Linked DNA regions of Homo sapiens: region 2 is linked to region 1. A link is a loop called in an ENCODE intact Hi-C map of the cell type or tissue named here. Cell type or tissue: HepG2. All regions are shown on one strand. Links, peaks and the distances in the headings refer to the core of each region. The heading gives the core; the rest is flanking DNA.

Evidence for each region. Hi-C counts contacts between places; a loop is a spot of excess contacts. Peaks named below come from ENCODE experiments on the same cell type or tissue, not always from the same donor. Only the 100,000 strongest peaks of a DNase experiment are listed, where the experiment ranks them.
Region 2: it touches region 1 in a loop (8-fold over the local background); 12 of 110 quality-filtered maps call a loop at or near these places.

What each region holds. Positions count from the first base shown.
Region 1 is chr7:80,132,735-80,136,734 of GRCh38, forward strand. It overlaps GNAI1 (G protein subunit alpha i1), which reads left to right and starts at 2,097. Exons shown (of 8, transcript NM_002069.6): 1 at 2,097-2,544. The coding sequence starts at 2,427. In HepG2, for the core only: CTCF peaks have their summits at 832, 1,963 and 2,407; a DNase peak (open chromatin) is centred at 1,937; H3K4me3 peaks cover 2,568 bases.
Region 2 is chr7:80,056,087-80,064,824 of GRCh38, forward strand. No RefSeq gene overlaps it. Among named protein-coding and RNA genes, the nearest start is that of GNAI1, 74 kb to the right of the region's middle. In HepG2, for the core only: a CTCF peak has its summit at 4,336 (motif pointing right); a DNase peak (open chromatin) is centred at 4,315.

The sequences.
Region 1 (4,000 bases), core at 1-4,000:
GAGAGACCAGACTGCTTTCAAGCTCTCTCTCTCTTGCTCTGCCATGTGAGGACGCAGCAAGAAAGAGGCCATCTGCAAGGCAGCAGCAGAACCCTCACTGAGGAACTGAATAAACTGGCACCTTAATCTTAGGTTTACCAGCTTCCAGAACGGTGAGAAATATATTCCTATTGTTTCAGCCACTCAGGCTATGGTATTTTTAGGGCAGCCTGAACTAATACATACTTCTTTAAACTCCCCACCAATATCCTGTTATCATTTCCTTCAAACGTTTTTTCAAAACTTTCTTATCTTAGAATTTCCCCCCATACTGATCAGTTCATTACTCTGCATTCTCTTAGGAATTGTGCTACATATAAATCTAATTTGCTGTTCTTATTCGTTTATGTATCACATTTTAACTCACCTATTTGACTAACTTCAAAGGATGGAAGTAATGTTACCTATTTGACAAACTTCTGTTACACATACTTCATTTCTCCGAAACACAAGTTTTGTAGTCATTTCTACCAATATTCAGCCAGCACTGCTTCTTCTTTTGCTGAAACTGTTGGTTCCACACTCTGGTCCGAACTTAATAGGAAAGACTCACCATAAAAGATAATTAAGAATGGCTAATACACAGTGTGTTGAAATTTGATTTCCTTAAGTTTAATTCCAGAGTTCTGATACACATTAGCATTTAGAGTGCCTAGAATTACAGTGTAGAAGGTGACTAAGTACATTTAAAGATTGTTCCTTTTTGTTGTTATATTACAAAAGATTATAGTTGAGGCAGATCTTGAAATTGCATCTCATCAGCCCAGCAGGTGGTGTGACTCCCATAGGAGAACAGGAAAGGACATGTCCCATAAGGAGGCAACTCAGTCTCTGCTAGCTCACAAGCGTGGTCTCAGTGACCTACTCGAAAGCTATTCTGCTTGTATCATCAGTTCAGCCTCACCTTGGAAAACTCAAGCCCAGTTTTCCCAAATGATTTTTAGAGAATAAGATTTCCAGATGAAAACCAGGGAGCATGTTCCAATTTTTAGTACATCAAGGACCATGTTTTTCCTTGCTACCAGCCCCATTTTCTAATCAGTTAACGCTTCCTGTGATATCTGTAGGGGAAAGGTGTAGTGCAACTGACAGGGAGAGATGAGATCTTAAGCCTCTGCTCATTCATTGGGTGCTGAGTAGCAATGCCTCCCGCGGGCCACAGGAACTTATCTCCGCCGATTGTTACAGCTGGAAGGATGGGGAGATAGCACCATAGATCCACTCCTCATTTTATGGGCAAAGAAGCTAAGGCCTGTAAAAATGGCATGCCCAATGGTACAGGAGTTACAAACACGGTCATAAATATTGGCTCCAAATTTGGCATGGAAGCTTATGTGCTGCTCTAGAGGAGATCTGCTACGATGTGGAGATTGGCTTGTGTGGGTGTGTTTTATTGCTCTTGTCATTTAAAAATACTTTTGATTATTTGTCTTCCATTTTTTTTAGGTTACGAGGAAATCCTTCAAAATGCGTTCTTGTGAAAAACGTGAGAGTGCAAGGAAAGAGGGAGGGATAGGAAGAAGGAAAGAGAAGCAAAAGGTAGGAAGAAAGTGACCTTGGTGCCCTTTTCTAGTCCCCTCCCCCGACTTTCCTGTTCTCCACTGTGCCCATCTCTGGTTTCACCAGGCTCCATTCCTTCCCCAGTTCCCTGTTTCTCACGGCCCTGAAACCAGCCGACAGGGATTTGCATTTTGAAAAACCTTGCGTGGCTGCCGGCGCTGGGCATGCTCAAACGCCCAGAACTGGCTTTTTTCGGCAACTTTGGCAGCTCTCCCACCCCCACCCGAAGGGGCAGGTACGCACAGCTCCCTCCGTGTGAGTAAACGGAAAGAAATTACCCCACTCCCGCCCAGGGCAGAAGGCCACAGCCCCGCGGGGCAGTGGCGCGCCCCGGGGACGCTGCCAGGGGGCGCCAGGCCCTCAGTGGTGGCGCGGCGCCGGGGTCCGGGGCCGGGGGGCGCTGTCCGAGGGCACGTGCGCGGGCGCGCGCTCTGGGAGTGGTCGCGGGGTGGTGGGAGGGGCGGGCAGGGGCGGGGCCGCGGCGGCGCGCGGAGGCCGAGCTCGGCTGGGCTTGGCGAGGCTGCGGCGCGGCCACCGGCGGGAGTGCAGCGGCCACTGTACCCAGAGATTCAAAACCCCAAACCCGGGACTTGGGGGCGCTGAGCCGGGCCGGGAAGCAGAGCCTGGTCGTGAGGAACAGCCGCCCGTTGCTGTCTGCCCCTTTGCGGACAGCGTCTCCCTCGACTCCGCTTAGGAAGTGGTGGGGGCGGCGTGGCCCCCGTCGGGAGGCGTTCGAACGCCCGCTAGGAGAGAGAAAGGATTCCCCTGTGCTTGGAGCCCGCACTCGGGCGCGGAGGGAGCGGCGGCAGGCTCTCGCTTTCGGCACCATGGGCTGCACGCTGAGCGCCGAGGACAAGGCGGCGGTGGAGCGGAGTAAGATGATCGACCGCAACCTCCGTGAGGACGGCGAGAAGGCGGCGCGCGAGGTCAAGCTGCTGCTGCTCGGTAAGGGCGGCCGGGTCGGGGCCCGGGGGTCGGCGGGGGACCGGGTGCGGCGCTGCGCGGCCCTCGGCGTTTGGAAACCCGGAGGGAAGGGGGAGGAAGCGCCCGAGGAGGCTTCTGAGCGGGAGCTGGGTCCGGCGGTGCGGAGGCAAGGCGGGTCCCCCTCTCCCGGTGTCTGGTCTCTCTCCGCCCCGGCGGGCGAGGACTCCCCGCGGCGGGGCGGGCGCGTCACTTCACTCGGATGCTTTCGTGCGACCCAGCAAAGAGCCCAGGCGCGAGTCCGAGGCGGCGGGTCGCGTGGAAACCCTTTGCTTTGAAGTTTAGCTCAGCCTTGTAAAGATGAAGGGGCATTCGCGGCTAGAAAATGAAAACACCCCCCCCCCCGCGCCACCAACCCCCTCCCGGAAAACCCTTCTTCGTGTGCGGTGTAGGTTGTGTTTCGACTGTGGTTTTCTCATGCCCAGAGTGCCACGTTTGGTGAAATCAGTGCACCTTTTGTGGGGCCTCTGAGATGGGGCTGAAGCGTCTTTCCTGTTAACTTCCTATGGCGACTCCTTAAGTGGTCAAGGAGCGCTGATTACATTCCCCCTGCGCTGAGAAAAGGCTGCGCTGGATGCTTGATTTTTCTTGCTGTGGGGGCATGGAAGCCACCCAAGTGGGGTTGGGAAGCTTTGCTTTAGTAGTAGGCAAGGCAGATACTCGAGTGGTGAAAACTGCTGTGAAAGAGCGAGAGGGTCACGCCAGACAACAGGGTTCTGTCTCCGCTGCCACCGTTTCTGATGAATGAGATTTGCCAGGTACACGCAAGGCTTTTATTTGTTCTTAGCACTGTTCTGTTCGTGAAACGCTACGTGGAGGTCTTTTCCAAATGTTTGACGGGGAAGAAAATAAAGAGTAAACCAGGGTTTTCACTGAGGGAAGCATTAGGAAAATCTTTACAGGTTAAGATTCGTGAGTTAGGGTTTTCTTTTGTTTGCATGTTTTCTTCTCACACTCTAGGTATTTAGATAGATGAAAAATTTCTCAGAATCTTCATTTGCATTTCCAAGGACTGCTTGTATTTTTATACCAGTTATAATAAAAAAGAAATGTTGCACAAACCTGTTTTCAGTAAGCTTCTGTTTCATTGGTTTAATGACTGCAGAAAAAATGGTGGGTTTTTTTTCTCCATTACTAGTAGGCTTGGGAGCAGCAAAGTTGGCATGACTAAAAGTAATAATGATCTGAGTCATTTTGCAAGTAAACTGTGAAATAACTTTGCATTTTAAAGACCTGGGTGGCTTTTTTCACCCTGTCGCCCCCAACATAAATCTTTCTCAGTTAATGTTGTTTGCCTAAGTTTTTACATTAATAAGAAATACTGTGTTTTGATGAGGTTAGTGTATGTACTTCTCTTGTGAATTGAATGTGAGATAGATATGAAATAAGAGGATTAAGAAGTTTTTTTCTTGCAGTTTTT
Region 2 (8,738 bases), core at 1,936-5,935, 75 kb before region 1:
TAAAGGCCATCTACAAAATGGTATAATTTTATCACTAGGAAAAATGGCTTAAAATAGCAATAATGTAATTGGCCATACTCTGCTAACCATGACAAGTTTTATATCAATTGAAATTCTTATTAAATGTCCTTAAAAATATAGCTACAACAATTTGCAAGAAGATTTATCCACTTGTGGCTCATTTGCCGCAAGTCCCCAATCCCAGGTTTACTTTTCCTATTCACAAAACATTCTTGAAAAGTTGCACCCTACTGCCTTGTGTTGTCAAGATGTGTAAGTAACTTTCAATATTAGAAAAATAGTACCAAAAATTCATAATGGAATATAATCTCTTCATATTTTCAAAAAAGAATAAATCCACATACATATAACAGGCATATGTGGACTTTTTGTGCAAAGAATCACAAGAGTTGGTAAATTTTTGTTATGTTTATTTTACCACAATTTTCAAAAGTGGTTTTAGTCAGCTATGGGAGCTTAAAGAAATAGATCATAAAGGAAAAGTCAGACAAAGTTGATTCTAGCATTGTTAAAAGGGCAGTTCTCAAAGGGCAGCTCCTGGACCAGCAGTATCAGCAACAACATCATTATCACTTGGGAAACTGTTAAAAATGCCAGTTTAGCAATTTATGTTTCAATGAACCCTCTAGGTGTTTCTGGTACTAGCTGTGAGAATCACTGATCTATTATATAGTCAGGCTGAGAGCTATCAACTTCAGGGCAGGGATTTGCAGCCCTAAGACATATTAGAATCACCTGGAGAAATTATAAAATGCTGATATCTGGGGCCTATCCCAAATTAACTTAATTAGAATCTCTGGAGGTGCAGCTGCTATGAAAAACAGTCTGAGGTCCTCAAAAAAAATAAAAAATAGAGCTACCATATTATTCAGCAATTCCACTTTTCAGTATGTATACAAAAGAATTGAATCAGGATCTTGAAGTGATTATCTGCACTTCTATTTTCATTGCAACATTATTCACAATCGCTAAAGCATGGAAGCAACCCAAGTAACTGTTCATTGACAGATGAATAGACTTTAAAAATTTACACACACACACACACACACACACACTGGTATACTATTCAAGCTTTAAAAAAAAGGATATACTGGGCCGGGCGCGGTGGCGCATGCCTGTAATCCAAGCACTTTGGGAGGTCGAGGCGGGCGGATCACTAGGTCAGGAGATCGAGACCATCCTGGCTAAAACGGTGAAACCCCGTCTCTACTATAAACAGAAATATTAGCCGGGTGTGGTGGCAGGCGCCTGTAGTCCCAGCTACTCGGGAGGCTGAGGCAGGAGAATGGCGTGAACCCGGGAGGCGGAGCTTGCAGTGAGCGGAGATCATGCCACTGCACTCCAACCTGGGCAACAGAGCGAAACTCCATCACAAAAAAAAAAAAAAAAAAAAAAAATATTCTGCCGTATATGACAATGATGCAAACATACATGAACAGGTTGACATTATGCTAAGTTAAATAACCCAGTCACAAGAGGACAAATACTGTGTGCTTCTAAAATAGACTCATAGAATAGAGAGCCGAATGGTGGTTGCCAGGGGCTTGGGGCTGGGTAAATAGAGAGTTGTTCAATAGTTACAAAGTTTCAGTTATGCAAGATGAGTAAGTTCTAGAGATCTGCTATACAATACTGTACCTATAGTTAACACTGTATTATGCACTTAGAAAAATGTAAGAGGGTAGATCTCATGTTGAGTATTCGTAACCACCAAAAGGGGGTGGGGGAGACAAGACATGTTTATTGCCCTGACTGTTTTTGTGATGCTGGTTTCACAGGTGCATGCATATGTCCAAACTTATCAAATTGTATACAGTAAATATGTGCAGTTTTTTGTACTTCAATTATACGTCAATTAAATAAAACAGCTCCCCAGGTGATTTTAACATGCAGCTTGAGTTGAGAAACATTGCTCTGATGGCCATAAGATGGTTTAGTTAAGGTCCTTAAAAACTCTTTAAGGCATCTGGGCATGCCTTAGATGTGTAGAGTGATGCAGTGTAAGCGAGTGATATGTATAGTTTAACTCCATCACCAAAATTACCGTTACTAGGAGATGTGGCTGGATGTTCTCTTGTTTTGTTTTTGTTTTTGTTTTTTTGAGACGGAGTTTCACATTTGTTGCCCAGGCTGGAGTGCAATGCGCGATATCGGCTCATCACAAACTCCGCCTCCCGGGTTCAAGCGATTCTGCTGCCTCAGCCTCCCGAGTAGCTGGGATTACAGGCATGCGCCTCCACGCCCGGCTAATTTTGTATTTTTAGTAGAGATGGGGTTTCTCCATGTTGGTCAGGCTGGTCTCCAACTCCCAACCTCAGGTGATCTGCCCGCCTCGGCCTCCCAAAGTGCTGGAATTACAGGCGTGAGCCACCGCTCCTGTCCGGCTGGATGTTTTAAATGTTAAATTAATCAGAGTCCATATTCCTTAAGGAAACTACTGATTATCATTTGATTTTTTCATGTACCATGTCTAGAGTTTAGAAAACACTTTGATCATGTTACATGGAAGCAAATCTGGTCCTTTTCAAAAAAAAATTCACTTCAGATTAATAAATTGGCTTTTGAATTTTTTTTTATCAATCACATTAACTTAATTAATATAAATGTGGCCAGAGATGGGGCCTAAAAGGCCTTGATTCTCTAGTGATAGCATTCCTATATGATCCTATATGTTTAATATTTTGTTCTCTACACCTACCACGTTGTGTTTCATGGTTATCAAGAAACAAAATGGTTTCAAATCACACAGACAATTCTTTTAATTTGTGCTTCATAAATGGTGATTGTTACTATTTTCATCATTTCCTTTCAGCAAAAAGTAACTTTCATGGTAGATCTTCTCCCCAGTTCAAGTGCTTTTAATTCAGTATTATAAATCTCCAGGACTCACCCTGTAGCACTATGCCCAGACTTGGATTTCACAGGCAATGCCCCTCACTCTAAGCCTTTCCATCTGCTTTTCTCCCGCTCACTTGGCTTCCAACATTCTTATTTTATTTCCCACCTTTCACCTATGAGAGCAGTGAACTGATTATGAATACCTACATCTATTGATTAATCAAAAGACAGATGAGGTTGTTATATAGCTTTCCTCATTTTAAATACAGTATGCATTTTAAATATATTAAGTACATTTTAAAAGTTTCCTTTTAAACTCAATTATCTTTCCTTTTCAGTTTAATTTTAAAAAGTAAAAACCCATAGGAAACTTTTGACAAGAAACACTTCCAAGGCAGGTTGATGTCAGCATCATCTCCAGATGATTCTAATGTGTCACTAGGGTGGCAAACTCCTATTCTAGAGTCCATAGTTCATTACCCTGGCTATACATTAGAATTACCTTGGATACCTTTAACTATACTTCTTGAATCCCACTCTTAAAGATCCTGATTTAAGCTCTGGAGGTGATTTGAATGTGCAGCTAGGATTGACACTTGCTGCTCCAAACCAATGATTCTCATAGTCTCCATCAGAAACACAAGGTGAGCTCATTAAAACCGAAGGCACTGCGGGAAAAGACAGCGGGTTGTAGACTTCATGTCTACCAATCAACAGAAATAGAAACTGGATGTTACTTGTTTTATGCCCTATAGTTTCTGATTCTAGTCCCTGATATGTAATAAAACAATACAGTATGCAGTAGTCCCATATATTGGGACATCTGCAAAATGGAGACAGAACTTGTAAAATATGTCAAAAAAATTTTTGGTTTTCAGCAAAACACCATACAAGTCTGTAAACTTGCTGAGTATTATCTGATCTGATTCTATGGAAGGTATTTTGCAATTGTAAATTGTAGACAGCTGATAGCAATGCAAAATGATTGTCTGTAGACATGCAAATTCTGTCTGTCTGGGACAAGTTCTATTGACTTTCCTTCTCCACTACAAAAGAGGCTAGCTTTGCCTCCATTTGCACATTCAGAGCTGTTTTACACCTTTTCTAAAATTATTTTTAACGAATTTAGATTTTTTTAATAGTGCAAATAATAATGGACTGGCAATAGACATTTTTTCAAAGGATCTTTTGAGCTCAAAGGAACAAAAATTTCAAAGGAATTTTTAATTGTACCAGTTTGATAGTGTTTAATAAAAAATAATATTTAATATATTATGTGCCTATCCAGGGACAATGCAAAAATTATAAAGTAAATTTTCCCAGAATAATTTCATCCTAAATATAAATGTAGCAAAGATCTCCTGGTATAGTGTATTATTACTTACAAGGACTCAAATTACATATTACATATTACTTACAAGGACTCAAAAAAAATTTTGAGACTAAATATCAGGATGAACCACTAGGTGGCAAAGTAACATTTGTTTTGTCACATTTTTAAACAGACTTGAAACCTTCCTTCAATGTTATTTGTAATTGAAATATGATGTTCATGGGATTCTGATTCAGTAAGATTTTCTAAATATTCTCTTATTCAAATGAAACTTAGTAGTTTTCTCAGGGAAAAGCAATGTTCATAATACATTCTTTAAAGGAACAAAGAACAAAAAGTTGTGTTGGATTGAAACATCTATTCTGAAATCAAAGCTAAACTTGAATTTAACAGTTTTATATCTGATGTAACAAAATCCTCAAGTATGAATGGACCTTACATATCACCTGTACTAAAAGTTCACCTTTACGCTGAAATGAACTTTAAGATTGTCCTGATCATTAATTCTTTGTGCTCCTATTAAACATTTTCATTTAGAGAAAATATGCTCTCTCACAAGACATATGTATTGTTCTTTCTTTAATTAACATTATACCTTGGGGTCTTCCTTTTTAAAAAAAATTATTTATTTTATTTCAGTTCTGGAAAATGCTTTGTTTTCTATGGCACACATCCTATTTAACACAATGTCAGTCCAAATTTACCCTTTTTTTTTTTTTTTTTTTGAGATGGAGTCTCACTCTGTCACCCAGGCTAGAGTGCACTGGTGCAACCTCGGCTCATTTTAACCTCCACTTCCCGGGTTCAAATGATTCTCCTGCCTCAGCCTCCCAAGTAAACTAAAGGCATGTGCTACCACATTCAGCTAATTTTTGTATTTATAGCAGAGACGGGGTTTCACCATGTTGGCCAGGCTGGTCTCGAACTCCTGACCTCAAGTGATCTGCCCGTCTTGGCCTCCCAAAGTGCTGGGATTAGAGGCACGAGCCACCACTCCTGGCCCAAATTTATCATTCTTAATGGCGGAGCTCTAGCAGTATTTCTATTAAACACAGAAACAAAAATAGGATGTCCCCTACGTTCACTATCTATGTCTTAGTAGTTAGTAACCATAAACTTCAAAGCTTAAAACAACACATATTTATTATTGTAGTTTCTTTAGGTTAGAAGTCCAGTGTGGCTATACTGGGTCCTCTGCTTAGGGTCTCACAAGTTTGCAATCAAAGTGTTAGCCAGGGCTTCAGTCTCATCAGAGGCTGGACTGGGGAAGGATTTGTTTTTGTTGGCAGAATTCCATTTCTTGCAGCCATATAGGACTGAAGGCTTCACCTCTGCTCCTAGAGGCCAAATTCAGTTTCTTTCATGTGAGTCTACCAACATAGGCAGCTTAGTTTTTCAAAGCCAGTAAGGAAAGAGAGAAGCAGGCAAAAAATTCTAGTAAGCCAAGGCATTGCAATCTCACATACTTAATCATATACATCTCATCACCTTTGCTGTATTCTATTGATTATAAACAAGTTATAGGTCAGACCCACACTCAAGGGAATGGGACTACACAAAGACAGAAAGTTCAGAAAATGGGTATCATGAGGAAGCATTCTAGGGTGTGTCTACCACACCACTATCACCCTTTTTGTCTAATATTATACTTAAGGTACTAATGGTATTAGTCCTTTTTCATGATGTTGATAAAAACATACCCAAGACTGGACAATTTACAAAAGAAAGAGGTTTAATGGACTTTCAGTTCCACATGGCTGGGGAGGCCTCACAATCATGGCAGAAGGCAAGGAGGAGCAAGTCACATCTTATGCGGATGGCAGGAGGCAAAGACAGAGAACTTGTGCAGGAAAACTCCCATTTTTTAAATAACCAGATCTTGTGAGACTTATTCACTATCATGAGACCAGCACTGTGAAGACCCATCCCCATGTTTCATGTGGGAATTATGAGAGCTACGAGATGAGATTTGGGTGGGGACACAGACCCAAACCACATCACTAACTTACAAGAAAGCAAAGAATAAGGCAATATAAATAAAACAAAATATAAGAACAATAACACTAAGTGTAAATGAATTTAACTCCCTAAAGACCAAATTCATGGGTTGGATGATTTTTCTAATCCAACTACATGGCTTTCTATTTTATTTTATCTTTAATAAAGTGACACAGGAAAGTTTCAATGTAGATGAATAGGAAAATTATTTCAGAAAAAGATGGAACAAAAAGACAATATAAAAATAAAAATACGGGCCAGGCATGGTGGCTCACGCTTGTAATCCCAGCACTTTGGGAGGCTGTGGCAGGCAGATCACCTGAGGTCAAGAGTTTGAGACCAGCCTAGTCAACATGGTGAAACTCCATCTCTACTAAAAATACAAAAAATTAACCGGGCATGGTGGCAATCGCCTGTAATCCCAGCTACTCAGGAGACTGAGTCAGGACAATCACTTGAACCTAGGAGGCGGAGGTTGCAGTGAGCTGAGCTCGCACCATTGCACTCCAGCCTAGGCAACAGAGTAAGACTCTGTCTCAAAAAAAAATACATAAAAATAAAAATACAATTCTTAATATACATATCAACATGCTAAAGGACAAAGTAGGCTACATTGTATTTATAAATAAATAGCATAATATTCTTTTTCTTTCTTTTTTTTTTTTTTTTTGAGATGGGGTCTGTCTCTGTCCCCCAGGTTGGAGTGCAGTGGCGCTACCTCGGCTCACTGCAGGCTCTGCCCCGGGTTCACGCCATTCTCCTGCCTCAGCCTCCTGAGTATCTGGGATTACAGGCGCCCGCCACTGCGGGGTTTCACTGTGTTAGCCAGGATGGTCTCGATCTCCTGACCTCGTGATCCACCCGCCTCGGCATCCCAAAGTGCTGGGATTACAGGTATGAGCTATCGCGCCTGGCCGATAGTATAATTTTCAAAAAAGAAATCACACTCATAAACCTTTCCATTGTTAAAATTTTAGATCAAAATATTTCTAACAAGGAAAGGCAGGACTTCTGGTAATGACAGCATGAAGAGGTCAGGTGATCTCTTCCACAGAGAATAATTACAAGCACCAGACAAAACTATTAAAAGCAACTCTTTGGAGGCACTGAAAATGACCAGAGATAGGCAAACTCTTGAAAAGAATGTACTCATGGAAGGATACTATTTCCTTGGATAAGAACTCTGAGTTTGTAATTTTCTTTCTAGAACATTCCTCAAACCCACCCTTTCCTTCAAGTCAGGAAGTAGAAATCAGCAGCCTGAACAGCTCAAGATGGCAGGTGATGGAATTCAGAGAAACAGAGCAACTAGAAATTTAACAGAGAAATTTTGAAAGTGAGATTGCCACAAAATCTGTCTATAAACTCTATCCAAGTCTCTGGCTGACCACTAAACTACGTGTGCAGAGGGAATATCCCATAAGCCTGATGAAAATGTAGGCAGAAACTAGAGAAACATAATTGCTCCTGGTGGGATTTGAGGGCTTGCTGCACCTCTGACCCACTGCCTTCCCCAACCCGTACACAGCTTAGAAAGCAGAAAGCAGAAACCTTTCGTTTGAGGTGTGAAAGAGCAGAAATTGGAACGGTAGAGCAACTAGTCATTAAAGGGGGAGGGAGATAGATTTTACTGTTCACAACAAAAAAGCGAAAGTTCTCACAATAACAAGAGATTCCAGAATCACTGCAAAGTCTTATCTTAAAGGTCAATTTATTAAGGCAAAAATGATTAGACGTGCAAACACACAGGAAAAAGATAACCCATTCTTAGGAAAAAAAATAGCAGTTTCTGAAAGGTTCCAGATGTCGGATTTGGCAAAGACTTCAAAGAAGCTATTATAAATATATTCAAATAATTAAATGAAAATGTCATTTAATTTACTGAATAAACTAATAAGGAATTTTAACAGAGAAATAGAAGATATATGTAAGAAAAAATACAATAACTGAAATGAGAAATTAGATGTGAACAACAACAGATCTGATAACAGCAGAAGAAAGAATCTGTAAATTTGAAGATAACTCATTGAAATATCCATTTTGAAGAACTAAGAGAAAAAAGACTGAATCAAAGTAAACAAAGTATCAAAGATCTGTGGGGTGATATCAAACAGTCCAACATTTATGGAATTTGAATCCTAGAAACAGAGGAGAAAGAGTAAAATATAAAAAACTTTTTGAATACAAAATAACTGTAAACACCTTAAATTCTGTGGAAAGCTTGTATTTCCAAAAACCTCAACAAACCAAAATTAGGATAGATGCAAAGAAATCCACACCTAAACACATAGGTGAAAGCCAAAGCTAAAGAAAACTTCTGAAAATAACAAGTGCTTTTAACAACATTATTTATCATAGTGAAAAACTAGAAGCAATCTACATGCTCATCATCGGTGACTGGATAAATAAATTATGACATATTTATATAGTAGAACATGATTCAAAAACCAAAAAGGAATAAATTGCTGGGAGCAGTGACTCAGGCCTGTAATCCCAGCACTTTGGGAGGCCGAGGCAGGCAGATCACCTGAGGTCAGGAGTTCGAGAC